3 separate regions of the Mus musculus genome follow, and all the other regions are linked to region 1. The links are chromatin loops, found by intact Hi-C in ENCODE. Cell type or tissue: heart. All regions are shown on one strand. Each heading gives the region's core, and the rest is flanking DNA. Links, peaks and the distances in the headings are about the cores only. Region 1 overlaps Rapgef2 (Rap guanine nucleotide exchange factor (GEF) 2). Region 2 has its middle 21 kb from the start of Gm23440. Region 3 holds the start of Ppid (peptidylprolyl isomerase D (cyclophilin D)).

Region 1 (6,408 bases), core at 402-5,401:
CTCCCTTTATTTCATCAAATATTAATGATATGGCTGCCTTAGAGCCCTTTCATTGACTTTCCGTGTAACCACGGAAACTTCCTGTTAACTCTAGTCCCTTTACTTTGTCTCTCCTCCTCCCACCAACACCCACCCTCCATCCATGGTCTTCTTCCTCAGGACCAACATTTCCCAAAATACTGAAATGTCTTTTTCCTAACTCAGACTTGAGGCTTAACTGGAATTGAAATAGGATGTCTGCCTTCATCTTTGATTCAAACGTCCAGTTCTCTAGCTTTTTCCCCACCGTTGCTTAGTAAGACACAGCTGAGTAACTATGATGGCTGGAGTTCACATCCAAGGAACACATCAAAAGCAGGGTTTCAAGTGCTCTGATGGATAACCAGTCAGAAACTGTCCCATGCTTCGTACACCAGAAGAGCATGCAGATCATTTAGGTCAGAAATAGATTGAAACTGGCAATGCTGAATATTGACACAAAAAAAGGATTTTTGCTATTTAGTCTTTCCTTCTTCACTCTTTGTTTGCTTGTTTATAGGAAAGCCTGTGTGTGTTGGGCAAGTGTCTGTCACTGAGCCACACCCTTAGTCCTTTTCATTCTCTAAATGGGTCCCTGAATTATTTTGGTTTTTGGGGTTTTTTTTTATAGGCATAAACTCTCCACAAGCTTTGAAGAAAATCCTGTCCTTGTCTGAAGAAGGGAGTTTGGAGCGTCACAGGAAGCAAGCAGAAGATACAATATCAAATGCGTCCTCTCAGCTCTCATCGCCCCCCACCTCACCTCAGAGCTCTCCAAGGAAAGGTAGGGCTCACTGACTGCTGTCCCTGCGCAGGTCCACACATTAGTCCAGAGGATCCCACAGAGGTTCACTGTGGAAGTTTCACTGCTCTATGCAAAGGATCTGATGGCATGTGACAGTGGATTTTCCTCATCTGGTTATACATTTGGAAAGATGATGCTAGTTTTAACATTGTGGTTCCCCTTAACTGTCAAAAGACAGGTGCTAGTGTTACAACTAGTGTGCTAGAAAGACTGCTGACAGCGCAGGGAAGGACAGACGGATTATCTGTTTTCTTACAGCCAAACCGCAGGCATGAGCCTTAGAGATTAGAGGATCGGGGCCACACACTGGAAGAAATACTCATTCATTTGTCTTTCTGAACTTCGGTTTTCTCGCCAAGGATAGTATTTTCTAATTCCATCCGTTTCCTGATTTTTGTCATAGTTTTATTTTTCTTTATGGCTGATTTAAACGTCAGTGTGTATGTGCACCGTATTTCCTTGGCTACCCCTCTGCTGGGCATCTAGCCTTTCGTATCCTTGGCACTGTGGATGGAGCTCCAGTAGATATGCATATGCATATATCCTGTAGGTTGGAGTCATGCATATTTGCTAGGAGGAGTATAGCTGGGTTATTGATAATTCTGGTTTAATTTATTAAGGAACCTCTACACTGATTTTCATGGTGACTGCACAGTTGACATTCCCCAGGGCCGTGAAGAGGGACCCTCCTTCCCCCCACGCTCACTAGCCTTTGTTCTCACTGGTTTTCTCAATGACGTTCTGACAGTGGTGCCTCGGTATCTCCCTGATGGCTAAGAATGCTGGAATTTAAACTTGTTACTTGGTCTGTGTGTTTCTTCCTTTTGAGGACTTTTTTTTTCAGCCGAATGGCTTGTTTATTGGTGGCCATTGTGGTTTGAGGTGCTTCATTTTTCCAGTTTTATATGTAGTCTAGATATCAACACTTGTCTGAGATAGAATTGGCAGAGGTTGTCTCCCATTCTGTTGGCTGTGTTCACTCAGTGGCTAGTTTTTATTGTTATGGGAAGTTGATAATCCCGTTTGTCAGTTCTTGGAACTGTTTCGGGTGCTATTTGAATACTAGCCTGGACCTATATCTTGAATTAGTTTCCTCAAGCAGTTTAATTACTTTAGGAATTAAATTGAGGTTTTTGATGTACTTGGGATATACCTTTGCATAGGATGAGAGATGGGGACCTAATTTCATTCTCTGTAAATGGAGACACCAAAATGTCTGTTTTGTCCTTCACATCCCTGGCATATGTTTTAAACACTTTTGTCAAAACTCAGGTTTGTTTCTGCACCCCCCCCCTTTGTTCCATTGATCTTCATGTCTTTTTATGCAATACTGTGATATGGGTGTCACCATGACTCCAAAATACAGTTTAAGATCAGCTGTGATAGTGCTCTGAGCAGTAGCTGGCATGGGGTGCTAAGATGCCTCAGCTTCTAAGTCCCTTTTCATACTTCTGTTGTCCCCATAGTCTGTCTTCTGGTGTCCTTTGCCACACTTTGGTCCTTGTTCTGCTGACTCTGGTTGATGCTTGAGCAGGCGGCAGCACAGGTGGGCACACAGTCAGTGGTGTTCTCCCTCAGTTTCTGACTCCTCACAGACATCCTTTCTGGTTAACTGTCCAGGCTTCACTGTGCCACACTATACTCTTGAGTTAACTGAGTTCAGCCCTCTCCCTGATAGTTCTTTTAGATATAGACAGCATTTACTTATATAACTTTTTAAAACTTTGGTTTTTGAGTAGGAAATATTTTGTGTTTTTTGTTTTTTTTTTTTTTATTTAAAAAGAAAAAAAAATCTTATGAGCTCCGCCTGGTCCAGAACTAACCATGTATATAGAACAGTCTGGCCCCAGACTTGCAGCAATCCCCCTGTCTCTGCCTCCTGAGTCCTAGATTAACAGTCATGTGCCACCATTGCTGGCAAACTTTTAAAAATAGGTTTCATTCATTCATTCATTCATTCATTCATTTATTTTCTTATATACAGCCTGACTGCAATTTCCCCAGTGTCCACCACCTGCCTGCCATATATGTACACCCCCCCTTTTTTACTGATTGTAAGTGTAGGGAGAATTGTTTTTATATTTTTTTCTACTTAAATAGAAATTTATGCCACAGTAATATATAAAAGAAGCCTTGTAAATGTGAACAATTAATGTTCCTTATTTTTCATGATACAAATACGAGTCTTGACTGTCTTTCTTGTTTTCAAGAGACTGCATCTGTTCTTAGGTTGATATTCTTTCAGATTAAAGTAGCTGGTAATTTCTTTCCACAGTTTCCAGTGTTGCCCCTCCCTCCCTCCCCCCTCCCTCCCCCTCCCTCCCCCCTCCCTCCCCCGTCCCTCCCCTGGCCTTTCGATTGCATGTGTGGTCCAGCAGTAGTAAAGGAGATTGTTTTCCTGACAGAGTTTAGCAGCAGAGCGGAGTCAGTCTAACCATAGCTTCCTGTATGTCTGTGTGCAGCGGCTCCAGAGCTCACTGAGTGCGCGGGAGTTCTTTTCGTTCCTCTTGCAGTGGAAGTCAGCTAAGGTCTGCTGGCTCCTGGCAGTTTTCTGTTTGAACTGAGAACAGGAGCAAGAATAACAGTGTTCCCAGAAGTTCTAGGATGGGTGGGGCTTATAGAACCAAGCCTGCTGGGAAAGCTAGTTGACTTGTTAGCTAAGAAAATGGGAGAACCCTTCCAGGCATCAGGCATGGGGCAAACTTTGTGAGGAGAGATTGCCTGTTGGAACTTGCAGTGTGATTTATAAAAAGACAGACCATAAATAACCATGTTAAACCTTATCAAGACCTGCTTAGCCTTTGAAATAAATATAGATCAGGGTCCGTGTGGACTGACGGGACAGAATTTAACCTTCAGGTGCTCTCCAGTTTTGTTGTTGTTGTTTTTGTTTTGTAAGTGGCTTTGGGAAAATTACACTATAATAGGTGAGGTAGTGCAACCCTAACCCCAGCATTGAGGTAGCTGCAACAGAAAGATTAGTAGACCCCAACCTGGGCTAAAAGGAGAAATTTACATTGTACGTGATTATGTCTGTTTATCAGCCTTATATTATGATGGAAATTTAAAAATTGAGTGCTAAGAAAGATTGAGGGATTTTTCATTTAAATATATAAAATTGTCACAGCAAGTTCCCCCTCCCCCTGAACCTTGTGACTTTCAAAGAAGCCTCTCAGGACAGGAAATGAACATGTATTGAGCCAGAGCAGGGCTGAGGAAATGCATGCTACATCCTTCAAAACAGCTATCTTGTAGGTCATTCAGCTAATACAATATTAATGTTGAGAAAATAGATGACAGGAATCCAAAAGTACCTTCTTCGTGTCTTATCCTTGTATTCGTGTCTCCACTTAAACTCTAAAGAATGTGTGGCTACTTCCTAGTGGACTTTGGTGACATTCTCGAAAAGTCAAAACATCTGTTGACATCTGTTGAAAGTAAGACACTCAGACAGGCACAGTGGCGCACACCTTTAATCCCAGCACTAGGGAGGCAGAGGCAGGTGGATCTGAGTCCAATGGTCTACAGAGCCAGTTCTAGAACAGCCAGGGCTATACAGAGAAACCCTATCTTGAAAAATAAAAAAAGAAAATAAGACACTTGCTGTCAGCAGTTTGAGAGTTGGGTCCATACTTCTAAAACTGATGGGTTCTTCTTGATGGAGTTTGGTTGTGGGAGGTTTTGCTTCCAGTTTTGTTTGTGTTGTCTTACTCTGCTAAGATTGCAATTGATGCCTCAGACAAGCCAGACAAGTGCTCAGTCATTGAGCTGTTCTCAGCTGAGTCTTTACTAAGCAGTGTGTTTGTAGCTAAGGAAGCAAGAGTAGTTGAGACACGTCATAGTTTCTTCATCTTTACCAAGAGTGCGTAACAATAGATACTTTTCTCACCATTGAATAAGTAACTTACACTTTATTAGAGTAAAATTTGAATCTCTTAGTCTTCAGGTATTTATACCTTCTTGAATAAACCCCCATTTCATTGTCAACTTACAGTTTTTGCCCATTTGGTGGACCTGTTTAGTTTTTGAAGCTTAAAATATCTAACTACTACATTTACCTTTCTCACTCAGGTTATGCACTGGCTCTCAGTGGCACCGTGGATAATTTCTCAGATTCAGGTCACAGTGAGATTTCTTCACGATCCAGTATTGTCAGCAATTCTTCTTTTGACTCGGTGCCAGTCTCTCTGCATGATGAACGGCGCCAGAGGCATTCTGTCAGCATTGTGGAGAGCAACCTAGGTGTGGGCAGGATGGAGCGGCGGACCCTGATGGAGCCTGATCAATACAGCTTAGGGTAAGCGTCTGTTCCTTGCGATCTTTCCTGTCTCTCTCTGTGGGTCTGTGAGTAAGTGCCGTGCTATTTTTGTTGTGCAGTCTGCTTTTGTAATGTGTTTACTCCTTGTGGCCTTCCTTCTTCTGGAGGAAGACTGCAGCAGTAGTAGACACAGTCCAGTCTCTGTCTGATCTGCCTTCCATGGGTAACCAGAGTATATTCTGCCACCCTGAACCTTGTAAGGAAAGTGTAAGTGCCCCTTCTTTGTAGCAGGCTGTCCTTCCCTCCCCATGTTTGCTTTGTAAGATGAATGAGCAATATGGCAGATCTCTGATCCCATTCAAGAGTACTTTCTTCCTCTCTAGGGTGGAAGAAAGCTGCCTTTCTAAGGGGAAAGATTTGTATAGGCATGGCAGCTCATGTCTATCATCCTAACACTTAGGCTGAGGAAGAGGTTCATGAGTTGAAGGCCAGCCTAGACTTCAAACCAAGAGCTTGTCATCAGCACAAGGGTGTTTGTTTAACAGCCTCACATCTTCCTTTCCTGTGTTTTGCTGGATAGGTCGTATGCCCCAGTGTCTGAAAGCCGAGGCCTGTATGCCGCAGCGACGGTCATCTCTTCTCCTAGCACAGAGGAGCTTTCCCATGACCAAGGGGACCGTGCTTCCCTCGATGCTGCTGACAGCGGTCGTGGGAGCTGGACATCATGCTCAAGTGGTTCCCATGACAACATACAGACCATTCAGCACCAGAGAAGCTGGGAAACACTGCCATTTGGGCACACTCACTTTGACTATTCAGGGGATGCTGCAAGTATATGGGCCTCCGGTGGCCATATGGACCAAATGATGTTTTCTGATCATAGCACAAAATATAACAGACAGAATCAAAGTAGAGAGAGTCTTGAACAAGCCCAATCCCGGGCCAGCTGGGCGTCTTCCACGGGCTACTGGGGAGAAGACTCAGAAGGCGACACAGGCACTATCAAGCGAAGGGGTGGGAAGGATGTCTCCGCTGAGGCAGAGAGCAGCAGCATGGTGCCCGTGACTACAGAGGAAGCCAAACCTGTCCCTATGCCTGCCCACATAGCTGTGACGCCGAGCACTACCAAGGGACTCATCGGTAAGTGTGGAAATGGAATGTTAGGGGGCACACCTGAACCATGGCTGTAACCTAGTTACTATGGAAACTGGCTCCTCTCTCAGTTGTCCATTGCCACATATGGTTCCAAATCAGCAGTGTGGTCCGAGCTGAAGTGACTCAGCCTTAGCGCTAAGTTGGTGGTCAGAGATTCATTTAAACATTCGGT
Region 2 (6,408 bases), core at 603-5,602, 110 kb after region 1:
AGAGAACTGAGTGCTACCCCAGCGCTCTCTCTCTCTCTCTCTCTCTCTCTCTCTACCTTCCCCCCCAACCCCCTGCATCGTGGCTCTGTCTGCTTCTAACCCCTTTCCAGGCCCTCGTTTTCCTCCCTTCCCCAAATAGACCTCCTTATATCAGGTCTGCCTCATGCTGTGACTTTTCCGGGGGACAACTTGGCACGGGTCTCCGAGGTACCCCCTTACCCCTGCCTGTCGCCTGCCTTATATTTCATAACAGTAACCGTTTACTGACATGTGTATCATGTACCACACAGCATGCAGTGTGTGTGCTCTAAGACAACGGGAGACTCTTATCTCAGTCTGATAAACTGCAATCCTGAATGACATAGAGTGATCAACAGAACAATTATCCTTTCTTCCGTGGTTCTGGTTTAGAGCAGGGTGGGAGTAAGGCTTGGGCATGTCAGTAAATCTCGACCTCTGACATACCTTTCCAGACTTGGGTTTAAAACACAGCATCTGATTATGTAGCCCAGGCTCTTCTTGAGCTCTCAAGCTTTCTGTCTTTCTCCTCAGCCTCCCCATTGCAGAGGTTACAGCCCTGCCTCTAGGCCAGGCTTTCCTACCACCTCTGTGTTACAATGTGACCTAATTAAGGGACTGGCTAGCCCATCAAATCTTGGTTCTCATTCTCTAGGGAGAATTCTCTAGGACAACACTCAGGTGCTATACATCAAGAAATGTATGTAGGAAATATGGAGTCATCTTGGAAGGTTGCATCACACAAGGGATTTTTTCCCCCCAAGGGTAAAAGTCTTTTGCATTTCCTCTCTGCAGAATTCTCTTTAATATTCTTTGGCTTCTTTCCACATATTTCGAAAAATAGCAAGATACGATACTGCACACATGAGTGCATGAGGAACGAAGCGAAGGGATAGATCTTGGGCTCGTTTCAGCTTTCAGAGAACAACCCTGCCTTTTCCCATCGAGAAGTAGCTGTGAGGGGCTGCAGTGTTGTGGCATGCCCCATTTGCTCTCTGGACAGTCTTTGATTCCAGGCTCCTTCCCTTGTTGCTCAAGACCTTAAGGGGTCTAAGAACTGTTTTTCCTTACTAGGAATCAAGTTGAGGTTTTCATGAGTGCTGGATGTTCCTTGCCAGTTAGCTTCTCCCCTGTGCCCGTCTAAGGTCTGCATGAGAAGCCCTACTAAGCAGATCTGTTCCAATACAGAGGGGCTCAATACCACAATCCTTATCTAGATCAAACCTTCCATTCTATTCCTTGTAGGTTTGAATTATGTTACACTGTGATGGTCCTAAGCCTGTCTCAGCACTCCAGGGTCATCTACCACCTTTAAGGCTGACAACTGCTATGTTAGCCATGCTTCTCAATTCCCCTCTGCCCTGTAGCACAACATGTTCGCAGGTGTCTCGGATCAAAATTGCTTTCTTTAGTGGGAGGAGAGGGACATCTCCTGCCTACCGCCAAGTGTCATGAATATTGGGTTGGTTTATACACCAGCCATTATGGTGAAAGTCAGGCTTGTAATGTTATCTTTTATTTTTTGAGATTATAATATAACTATATTACATCATATCTTTCTCCCTTCCCTTTCTTCCCTCCAAACCCTCCCACACACCCCTTCTTGCTCTCTTTCAAACTCATGGCATCTATTCTCCATTAATTGATTAATAGCTCTCTCTCCTCACTTAAATAAATAAGCACATCCTACTCGGTATTATTTGTGTACATTTTCAATGCGATTTGGATTTGAACAACCAATCATTGTGCTCTCTCTGAGGAAGACTGTTTCTCCCACTCCAAGTGGTCCTTAGTTGTCTGTAGAACTTTGTGTAGGGTTGAGGTCTTCTGGGCTTTCCCCATCTACTTTGGCATTATCTGTTGATTTGGTTCTTGTTCAGCTCAGGGTTAGGCAGCCATATTGATGGATTTTATGGGCAGAGCTTCTGCCATTCATTCCTAGGAGACACCACTCAGAGAAAACTCTCTGGTCTCACAATCTCTCTGCTAGTTCTTCCAAAATATCCCTGAGCCTCCACTGTGAGCTGTTTGTTTCTGCTCGTTGTGATGGTCCACTGATAGGATACGCTGAAGAGGCAGAGGCAGGAGGATTCTAAGTGGATGGGTTCCTAAAAGAAGTGTTCTGGACAATTCTCTGGACAGGCAAAATGTTCTGTCTTCTTTCCCCATCTGCATTCAAGTACTCATAAATTATTTTTGGTTTTTGTATATCACTTTTCCTGGGAGACATGAACTGATGATGGGTAAGGAACAGATGATATATCAAAATATGGATACTACCAAAGTCCAGCTTGGTGAGCCAGTGGGTTTTATTTATGTTAGTTATAGGAATATGGGTAAAGGGTTATTTATAGGAGCAGAAATGATGTAAACAAAGCTGCATCTAGCCCAGCCCAGCATGAGTGACCACTCACAAAAGCTAGAAACCTGGGGAACACTGATCATCTTACAGGCAGCTCAACAGGCTGGGGAGTGTCTCTTTTAGGCAGATAAACTGATCTGAGCCTCTTTCCAGGCAGCTCAGGTTCTCCGAGAGTGTCTCTCAACAATCCTTACTGCTTATGAGAGACCTGCCAGTGAATCTGTTCAGTTTCAGGAACTTCCTGGAAGTCTTTACCTTATTTACTTCTTGGATCAAGAAGCTTATCTGCAGGACAGAATGTTTCTCTCCCTTGAAAGCATCTCATATCTTAAGAAGCTTTCCTCCAAGATGTAGGGTTTTTTCCTCAGAGGACACTGCTATACAACATTGGTTAAGAAAATATAATTTTGTTTTTAGTGGGCTCAAGTGTAAACTAGAGTTTCATTTGCTACCATCTCTTTAATTCACACTGCATTGGCAAAACCAGTATGTATTTATTGGTCTGTTAATGTTGGCATTAGTCATGCTTGCTGGTTGTACTCTTCAGATGGCTAGGATAAAGATAAGTAATAATTTTGCTTTTCTGTAATAATGGTTTCTGTAACAATGCGGTCTTACTTGAGGCTTGACTTTATGATCTATTATGATGCAGAATATATGAGCTCTCAGACTTCCAGTCCCTTGTTGTAAAAAACAGCATCCCAGAGTACAGATGTGAGTTAAGTGTCTGTAGAATGTGTTTACTTTTATGTCTTTGGCTATGTGTGTGTTTGTACATCTCTGTGCTTGCTTGTATTAATGGGTATTGTTTGTTTCTTGCACACAGATACATATAAATATATGTTAGTTGTGTAGAATTGTTGTGTAAGTGATGTAGATTTGGCATGCATGTGCATGGTGTTTCTCTGTGATGTCAGGTTTGAAAATCCATGGTTGCTGGCTAAGCACTTTGCACAGAAAGGTAAAGACTACCCTCTAGTGTTCAACAGGAGACATTGCCCTGCCTCAGCAATGTCTGAATTGCCTTAAATAAAGTTGACTCCAGGGATGCTGGGTTGTTCCCCCCATCTACAAGACCATGTGTCCAGGCCTGTTCTTGAGATGCACAAGAGGACATTGGTTTCTGGAGTTTAGTATTTGTGAAACAGCGAAGGCTCAATGAACAGGAAGCTGTTTGATGGTGTGGAGTACAAGTAATGATAACAAAACAAACAAACAAACAAACAACAAACACCACTCCCCCCCAACCCAAACAAACAAACCTCTCATACATTCTGGGACTGATGCAGGGTCACTTAGGAGCTGAAGGGACAGGGAGAGGGCGAGTCACACTAAGTTTCTATGAGACAAGTCAGGGGCAAGGTTGTAGAAACATTTTTTTTCTGCAGTATATAAACTAATCCCTGGTCTTTACAGTTGCATTTCCCTGTGTCCAAGAAGGAGGCTCTGTAGTGTATGATTGTCTTATGGCCCTGCCTGGGCAGGGCTGGGGTTCATTGCTTCTTGAGCATATGGGAGCTGATAATGTCAGGAACTGAGCCCAACTAATTATGTACTCTGTAATGTGATTCTCTAAATACAAGATGGGTGCCACTTATCCATTTACAAGATGAGAAAACTGAGTCCCAAAAAGCTGCATAACCCACCCAAGTTCACAAATTTGAGACATTTGAAGGTCAAAACAGCTTCCTTATTCACTACTAGCAATTTCAGAGTAAAGACATGCAAGCAAGGGCAGGGAGCTTGCTTGTAATTTATCACAGTGGAACAAAAGTACCAGGGCCTTAAGAAAACATGTCAAAGTCTTAGTAAGTGTGTAAAACCCAACCTTTTCAATAAGTGATTGCCTTAGGGTTTTAGTGCTATGAACAGACACCATGTTCAAGGCAACTCTTATAAGGACAACATTTAATTGGGGCTGGCTTACAGGTTCAGAGATTCAGTCCATTATTATCAGGGCTGGAGTATGGCAGTGTCCAGGCAGGCTTGACACAGGTGGATCAGAGAGTTCTACGTCTTGTTACAAAGGCAAACAGGAGAAGACTGGCTTTAGGAAGCTGGGATGAGGGTCTTAAAGCCCACACCCACAGGGTCACACCTACTCCAATGAGGTCACACCTCCAAATAGTGCCACTCCCTGGGCCAAGCATATACAAACCATGACAGTGATGTTGAGAAAATAGTTACAGATCCACACATAAAGATGAACCTTTATTTTATATCACATATAAAAATTAAGTTGTAATGAGTCAGAGACAAAAATTTGAAACTATAAAACAGTTAGGAAAAAGCCATGGGGATAAAGCCTTTGCCATTGGCTTTGAGTTCTGCTCACCACAGTACAACCAATATGCTCATTCCTTGATGCTGGTTTTAGCAGTGACTTCCAGAACATGACAGGGGAATTATGAATGATTATGGAAGAAGATGTAAGGTAAATTGGGCTTAAAATTGAAAATGTATGCACACCAGAAAATATTATAAACAGAGTATCAAGGTAATCATGGGTGGAAGACAGGATTTGCAAACAGAATTCTTATCGGCATTGAGAACTAGGAATATATAAAGACCTCCCCCAGCTCAGCAACAAGCCCTAAACAGCCTTATAGGAACTAAGAAAAGGGACAAAGTGAAGATGCCCACTGTCCCCCTTCTCAAAACAGTACTAAAAGTTCTAGGTAGACCAATTAGGAAAGAGATGAAAGGTAAAAAGGAAAGGAGGAAGTTAAGTTGTTTAATGAGGGCACAATCTTATGTGTAGAAGTCCCCATGAAAAAACTGGAAAACATAAATTACCTAACCCAGGAAATTTGTAGGGTACAAAAATCAGTGGAATTTTTATTCATTGATAATAAGCTGAGAAGGAAAGAAAAATATCTCCGTTAATAATAGCAAAATAAACAAGTAAATAAATTAGTGAAATGTTTAGGGATAAAGTTAGTCAGAACTTTGTGTCCGAGGTCATAAGGCACCAATGAGAAAATAAGAGAGTTATTCTATGTCCACAGCTTTAAAGGACGGATATTGCCTACCCAGAGTGATCTACAAATTCAACACAATCTATTAAAATCCCAACATCGTCTCCTAGACATAAGAAAAACAATACCAAAACTTGTATGGAGTCCCAAAAGGGCCAGAGTTGTTTTGTTTTTGAACAAAAAGAACAAAGCTGGCGATTTCATGCTCATTGGTTTCAAAATATGAAGTCTGTGTAATGAAGACTGAGTGCTGCCGTCATACAGACAGACACATAGATCAGTGCCACCCTCCGAGGACCTTTGAAGTAGTTAGATGGAATGAGTCTCTTCAGTAAGGGCGGGATTGGGAAACTGGGGAACTGTATGTAGAAGGATGAAGTAGGATCTTTATGCTGCTAACAAAAATTAACTCAGAATAATTAAAATATCAATATAGATTTGAAACCACAAAAACTAGAAGACAGGCTGTCTGTAGGACATTTGAAAATCAGTGACAATGTGGAAGAACGCTGTCCATTGTGGGTGGTGCTACCTCTGGGCTGGTGGTCCTGGGTGTTATAAAAAAACTCAGGCTGAGCAAACCATAGGAGCAATCCAGTGGGCGGCATTTCCCATTTCTCTGCATCAGCTCCTGACTCCAGATTCCTGCCCAGATATTCCTGGATGATGAATTACAAGCTGTAAGGTAAAATAAACCCTTTCCTCCCAAGTTGCTTTTGGTCATGGTGTTTTCCAATAGAAACCGTAACTAAGATAGAGTGGAACTGTGCCATTGATCTAGGCAGTGTAGAGCCGACCATTGTATTGTATCAAGCTGGAAAGCTCATATAGTAAATAAGTCATAAGGTGAAGAGACAAGGAGTGTGAGAAGATAGTTGTAAGCTATACATCTCATAAGTGATTAGTATTCAAAATGTCTAAAGAATCCAAACTGCAAGAAAATAATTTAATTAAAAGTTGGAAAGGGATAGGAATAGAGAGTTCTTGAAAAAAAAAGATACAAGAAACATCAATCAGGTTCATAAAAAAGCACTTAATGCCATGTGTATA
Region 3 (6,408 bases), core at 483-5,482, 520 kb before region 1:
TATTTCTCTCTCTCTCTCTCTCTTTTTTTTTTTTTTTTTGGTGTTTTTCAAAACAGGGTTTCTCTGTGTAACAGTCCTGGCTGTCTTGGAACTCAAGAGATCCATCTGCCTCTGCCTTCTGAGTGCCAGGATTAAAGGTGTGCACAATCAACACTTGGCTCATTTTTCTTAACAGTATTTTTAAGAAAACCGAACCAGCGGACTAGGTGTGTAAATCAGGGTATAGTGACACCCTGGGTTCACTCCCCTGCAATACAGGAAAGTTGCTGACACTGTCACGTACTTGTTTATTCAGACATATTTACTGTGCTTACTTAGACTGTCATTAGCTGAGAAAACAGAATGGTGAGTGTGTGTGGCTCCCGAGCTCCGCTGAGCCCACAGACCCCTAGGATAGCAGACAAGTAATTTGTATGAAGTAATAGTTTAATCACACATTACCAAGGTGTTCTGGACACCAAATGTCAAATACTTCTCAAACATTCTGCCCAGCCTGTCAAATGACCTAAAATCAGCTTATTTATCTGCCATGCCTTTTCTTTACCAATGAAATGGTTTGAAGAAGAGAGTTACAAGACAGATGATATGAGATAAACTATAGTCCACTCCGACCATCAATCCTACGGCATACCACCAAGCCCTTATGACACTGAGCTACCACTTTGTCTAAGTATCCTTCAAGAAATTAACACTCTGAGCTGGGCGTGGTGGCCCACGCCTTTAACCCCAGTACTTGGGGGGCAGAGGCAGGCGGACTTCTGAGTTTAATCCCAGCCTGGTGGACAAAGTGAGTTCCAGGACAGCCAGGGCTACAGAGAAACCCTGTCTCAAAAAAAGAAAAAAAGAAATTAACACTCGCCGTCCCTTCTTAAGAGCAGGACTAATATACATATCAAGCTATTTGGACAGAGGAAGTTTGTATACGTACTTCGGTGGAAAGGGCATCCTTTAAAATGGAGAGGCTTCCCGGTCGTGGACCCAGTTCCTTTTTCTCCTGTACACAACGCACGAAAATTTTCTGCAGTTTTGGGAACAATATCTGCAAACAATTCTAAAACAATTCGGCCAACTGAAGGAAAAGAAAAGGACATCTTGTCAGTGTGCAAACTGAACAGGCAAACCAAACGGAGATAACGAATTACACAACCAGTGGCTAACACCTCATCCAACGTGTCATTCAGTTCTCTTTAACCACGTCACTAACTGGAGTCACAATGCTGTGGACAGATCTTCTGCGCTTACCACTCTTTAAATGAAATTGTGCATCCTTTAACTGCCATCTTCCCAGGCTATGGTACCTATCATGCTACTTCTCTAAGTTCAACTTTTTAAAGAGTCCACAAACGTGAGAGCCTATTGTAGGTTATTTCATGCACCATACTATCCTCTAGAGTTAACTACAAAGTTATAAATAAGATTTCCCTCTTTTAAAGGCCAGTGTTATATTCTACTGTGTATACAGCACGGTGTATGTTCTCATGCTTTGACAGACACTAGATTGGTGCTGTGTGTGTTGGCTACTGTGAATAACGCTGCAGTGCCTCGGGTATGCATACAAACTTCATCTCCCTTGAAAATAAGCCCAAACACGGAACTGTCAGATCCGTGTCACTGTCATCTCATTGTCATTTTTCTACGATTCCTATTTAGTCTAAGGAAAGCTTCGTAGATCTAAACTTGAAACAACACAAGATTATAACTAATTACAGCATCCAGGCGATTAGCTGCCTAGGAAGCACAACATGGTTTAATGTACAAAGGATTTAAAACCCTAAATCACTTAAATAATATTCAGACTTTTAAATTTTTTTATTCTGGGCTGGAGAGATGGCTCAGTGGTTAAGAGCACTGACTGCTCTTCCGAAGGTCCTGAGTTCAAACCCCAGCAACCACATGGTGGCTCACAACCATCTGAAATGAGATCTGATGTCCTCTTCTGAAGGCATCTGAAGACAGCTACAGTGTACTTAGATATAATCATAAATAAATCCTTAAAAAATATTTTTAAAAAAATTTTATTTTATGTGTGAGGCTGAGGCATGTAGTGTGGAGATCATGGGACAATCGCTGGGATTCAGGGTTGGTGGCAGACACCTTTACCTGCTGACCTATCTCAGGGGCCCTGCACTCAGAATTTCTAATCGCTAAGTAACTAACAGAAGACATAGTCCACTCTGTGTTCTATGGAAACTGCCTTTTGTAACCTCTGAAACAGTTCCCTTCTCAAGAATCCAAGAGACAGTTAACAATAAAATCTGTTACAAAACAAAGTGAATGCATATATACCCGTGTGTGTACCCATCCCAGCAGGTCTGGCCTACAACTCTAACATGCTTCAGAAAAGCCCAATTGAGTTACAAAGCAACACGAGGGCTTATGACAGTGTTTCTCAACCTTCTTAATGCTTCCACCCTTTAATATAGTTCCTCATCATAACTGTAAGTTTGCTACTGTTACGATTAGTAATGAAAATATCTGATATGCAACTCGGTGAAATGGTCGTTTAACAACCCACCCTCCAAGGAGTTTCCTCCACCCACCGGTTAAGCCACTGGCTTAGGGCTTCTTAGCTCTGAATCCTAGGTAACCATACAGACATAGTGCTCAATTCCATGATGCCAAAACAGCACAAACGATCGCCTACTTAAACTGCTACTATAATCAGTAATAAGGAAAAAGCACTAAGCACGAAAGTCACTCTAATTTGAAAATGATCTGGTAGCTCCCAATGTAGTTCGTGTACCAAGAGGCACGTGGCGTGTCTTGAGCCCCCCAGGCACATATCCAGGAAGCATACCGAACTATCCACCACTACTCGTCAAATCATTTCACTTTATAGTAAGTAGTGATGCAAAGGTTGCAGGGAAGTGCGATCAAAAAGAGACAAACGATAGGGACGCCACGATCCCTAAAGTAGAAGTAGAAATTTCCAGAAACTTCCACCGGAAGGGAGAGGGCGCAATCTGGACTCGTGGAGGCCAGGGCTCGCTCCGTCTGGGACCTAGGCTGCTATCCCCCTCCGGATCCCAGGCCCCGAGCCGCCGAACAGCCAGCGGGCCAAGGAGAACCGCAGCAGGGAGGCCCCGGGCGAGGGAACCGCTGAGCCGTTCGCGCCGCTCACCTCGCTCCCCGCCGATGTCCACGTCAAAGAAGACTCGCGGGTTCTTGGAGTTGGAGGGCTTGGCTGCCGGGGATGCGTGGGACATCTTCACTGCGGGCACTGGGCAGCGGGACACGAGCACCTCGTGCGCGAGACCGGAGCAAACTCTACTGCCCCTCTACGTTATAACCTGGCAACGCGCGGAAGAGTTACTTCCTGCGCACCGCCGGAAGCTGTACTCTGGTTTCCGGTGGCGCCTTCACCTTCCGGTTTCTGCGCCTGGCCCCTAATGCTTCTCTTTAGGTGGCTGTAGTGGCCGTCGGTTTCTTTTTAGTGTGTGCGCCGTTCCCTGGTGTTTGCTGCATCGCTGGGTGGAGAATTTGGAAACCATCCTAGCCTCGACTCTGCCACGAAATGCCAGTAACTACAACGAAACTTAGTTTACTCGTCTGTAAAATGGGGATAAAAATGCCTCCTCTGAGCAGACATGGTGGCTAGGCGGCACGACCTGAGTCTGATCCCCAGGATCCGTAAGGTGAAAGGAAAGAATGTTATCACCCAGTTGCCATCTGATCTCCACGAGTATGTCGTAGCATGCACACAGAAGCGCACATACATAAATTAATTGGTGCCTTCTTTTTCTTAATGCCTACCTACCTAGGGAAGGCGTTTTGGAAATTAAAGACATAAATTACTTATCAGAATGCCTGACATAAACATGTGGCTTCTAATAAATAACAGATGTCCAGTTACTATTGCCATGTTATTGTCATTTGGCCGTTAAGTTGTAAGTGACCCAGTCTAAAGCAAAGGCTCCAAATGCGCTGATGTTGAGAATCTAAAAGAGGATTTATTTGACTTCTGTTAAAACTAGATATCCTATAATAGTCTGTCTTTTTTTTTTTTTTCTAATGGGCTTGGTGTAAAATACACAACTTAAAGTTGAATGTGGTTATTCAGTACTGAGGAGGTAGAAGCAGGACGATCTATGTGAGTTCCAGGCCAGCCTGAGCTATGCCAGTAAGAATTTAAAAAGTGGCCATCCAGAGACTGTCCCACCTGAGGATTCATCCCATATACAGTCACCAAATCCTGACACTATTGTAGATGCCAAGAAATGCTTGCTGACAGGAGCCTGATATAGCTGTATATAGAGGCCCTGCCAGAGCCTTACAAATACAGAGGCGGATGCTCACAGTCAACCATTGGACTGAGGGGGTTGGGGGTCCCAATTGAGGAGTTAAGGAAAGAATTGAAGGAGCTGAAGGGGTTTGCAACCCCATAGGAAGAACAACAATATCAACCAACAGAGTTCTCAGGCACTAAGCCACCAACCAAGGAGTACACATAGCTCCGGCTACATGTATAGCAGAGAATGCCCTTGTCAGGCAACAATGGGAGGAGAGGTTCTTGATCCTATGAAGGCTGGATAGATGCCCCAATGTAGGGGAATTGAGGGTGGGAGTGAGTGGTGGGTGGAGGAACACCCTCATAGAAGCAGGGGGAGGGGGTGGGATAGGGAGTTTCTGGGAGTGAGAAGCCAGGAAAGGGGATAACATTTTGAAGTGTACATAAAGAAAATATGCAATTTTTAAAAAAGAATAAGAAAGTACATTTAGGACGAGTAGCTTTGGCATAGGCCTGTTATGCCAGTAGTTGATTCCATGCCAGGAGAATCCAAAGTTCAAGTTAGCCTGGGCTAAGTAAAGAGGCACTCACTCCAAAAAGACAAAAAAGGAGGTAAAACATTGTTAAGACTGGCCAGGTGGCACTTATGAGGTAGAAACAGGAAGATGGATAGTCCCAGGTTAGTCAGTACTACAGAACGAGACCTTACCTTTAAAAAATAAATAAATAAACCAGCCCAGGAAAAAAATTAACCAGCCCAAGTTGGTACCCAGCACCTATAATCTCCGCACTAGAGGCAAGAGTATCAGGAGCTAAACACCCAAACAAGCTCGCTCTTCTGTAAGTTGCCTTGTTCATGGTATTTAATCACAGCAACAGGAAAGTAATTAGTTCAGATCAGCAAAGCAGTTGGAATCTTCTATCCTGGTCATGTCCGGGCAGCAAACTGGTCATTTATATTTTGTCTTGCACATGACAATGATAAAGTTAATTAAAATGTGTGCTCAGGGGTCTGAGAAGATGTCTCACTCAATATGCAGGCGGATCCCTGGCACCCACTCAAAGGCTGGGTGGGGTGGGCACACAGTGGTCCCAGTGCTAAGGAAGATGATTCCTGGAGCAAATTGGCCAGTCGATGTGCTCGAAGTTAAAGGAGAGACCCTATCTCAAAAAATAAGATGGAGACCTGCCATACTCAATATCAAACTCTGCCCTCTACATTCATACACACATCCAGACAAACACATGCAGACAATACACACACACACACACACACACACGTTGCTGTTGTTCTAATCTACTAACTTGAAATCACTGAGGGCAGTCTGGAATGCGTAGAAAAACTCTCCTAAAAGGAAACACAAGAAGGAGGAGAGAGAAGAAAAGCTAGGGGCAAGCTGAGAATGCTGGCTCCATTCTCATAAGAAGGAAACTGGACAGGATGATTCTGTTGTTGTACAAGTGTCTGGGTGTGAAAACTGATGTAAAAGTTACTCTCCCGCTACCTAGGATTTTTTCCACAGTAAGTGGCTTTTTATGAAATTCGTATTACTAGAACCAAACCAAATGAAGAATCAAACTTTTTTTTTTAATTATGTGCTTGTGTCTGAGTTTGTGTATGTCAATTCAGAGACCCACAGGGACCAGAAGAGGGTATTGGTTCCCCTTGAGCTACCATTATAGGTGGTTGTGATCCTGCTTATGTAGGTACTAGGAGCCAAACTCCAGTCCTCTTGGAAGAGCAGCAAGCTCTCTTGACCCCTGAGGCCAAAGCTTTGGCCCTAAGAATCCAGCCTCTGCAATTACTGAACACCAGATCTCTACTGAGAAGACCAGCCTCTCCAAACCTGCTGCCTCCGCCAACTGTCTGCTTGCTCAGGCAGGTCACTGGGGCTCTGACATCTCAGCGAGGACAGAGCAGAGCTGTCTCCTAAGGCTGAGGATCTGGCTTCACCTAGACAGAGGGGCCCTGTCTGAGGGCATTACCATACGTATTTTGTTCTTTCTGCTTTTCTTAAGCACAGAATAGTGATATTAACACATCCCGCCCCAGTCTCTGTTTAGTTCTCATTGCATATCACTCCACAGCTGAGCACTCTGTGTTCATTTTTTAAAAAGATTTATTTATTTATTTATTATATGTAAGTACACTGTAGCTGTCTTCAGACATACCAGAAGAG

Evidence for each region. Peaks named below come from ENCODE experiments on the same cell type or tissue, not always from the same donor. Only the 100,000 strongest peaks of a DNase experiment are listed, where the experiment ranks them.
Region 2: a loop joins it to region 1, with 3 times the contacts of the local background. A loop is called at or near these places in 7 of 42 quality-filtered maps.
Region 3: a loop joins it to region 1, with 2.0 times the contacts of the local background. A loop is called at or near these places in 8 of 42 quality-filtered maps.

What each region holds. Positions count from the first base shown.
Region 1 is chr3:79,068,702-79,075,109 of GRCm38, reverse strand. It overlaps Rapgef2 (Rap guanine nucleotide exchange factor (GEF) 2), which reads left to right. Exons shown (of 24, transcript NM_001310536.2): 20 at 650-802; 21 at 4,895-5,120; 22 at 5,662-6,221. Among named protein-coding and RNA genes, the nearest start is that of Gm52609, 15 kb to the right of the region's middle. In heart, for the core only: no CTCF peak of the experiment used is centred there; a DNase peak (open chromatin) is centred at 3,309; H3K4me3 peaks cover 505 bases; H3K27ac peaks cover 727 bases.
Region 2 is chr3:78,955,948-78,962,355 of GRCm38, reverse strand. No RefSeq gene overlaps it. Among named protein-coding and RNA genes, the nearest start is that of Gm23440, 21 kb to the left of the region's middle. In heart, for the core only: no CTCF peak of the experiment used is centred there; no DNase peak of the experiment used is centred there.
Region 3 is chr3:79,588,271-79,594,678 of GRCm38, reverse strand. Ppid (peptidylprolyl isomerase D (cyclophilin D)) reads right to left here and starts at 3,342. Exons shown (of 10, transcript NM_026352.4): 1 at 3,122-3,342; 2 at 929-1,069. The coding sequence starts at 3,206. In heart, for the core only: CTCF peaks have their summits at 3,075 and 3,278; a DNase peak (open chromatin) is centred at 3,288; H3K4me3 peaks cover 2,107 bases; H3K27ac peaks cover 1,730 bases.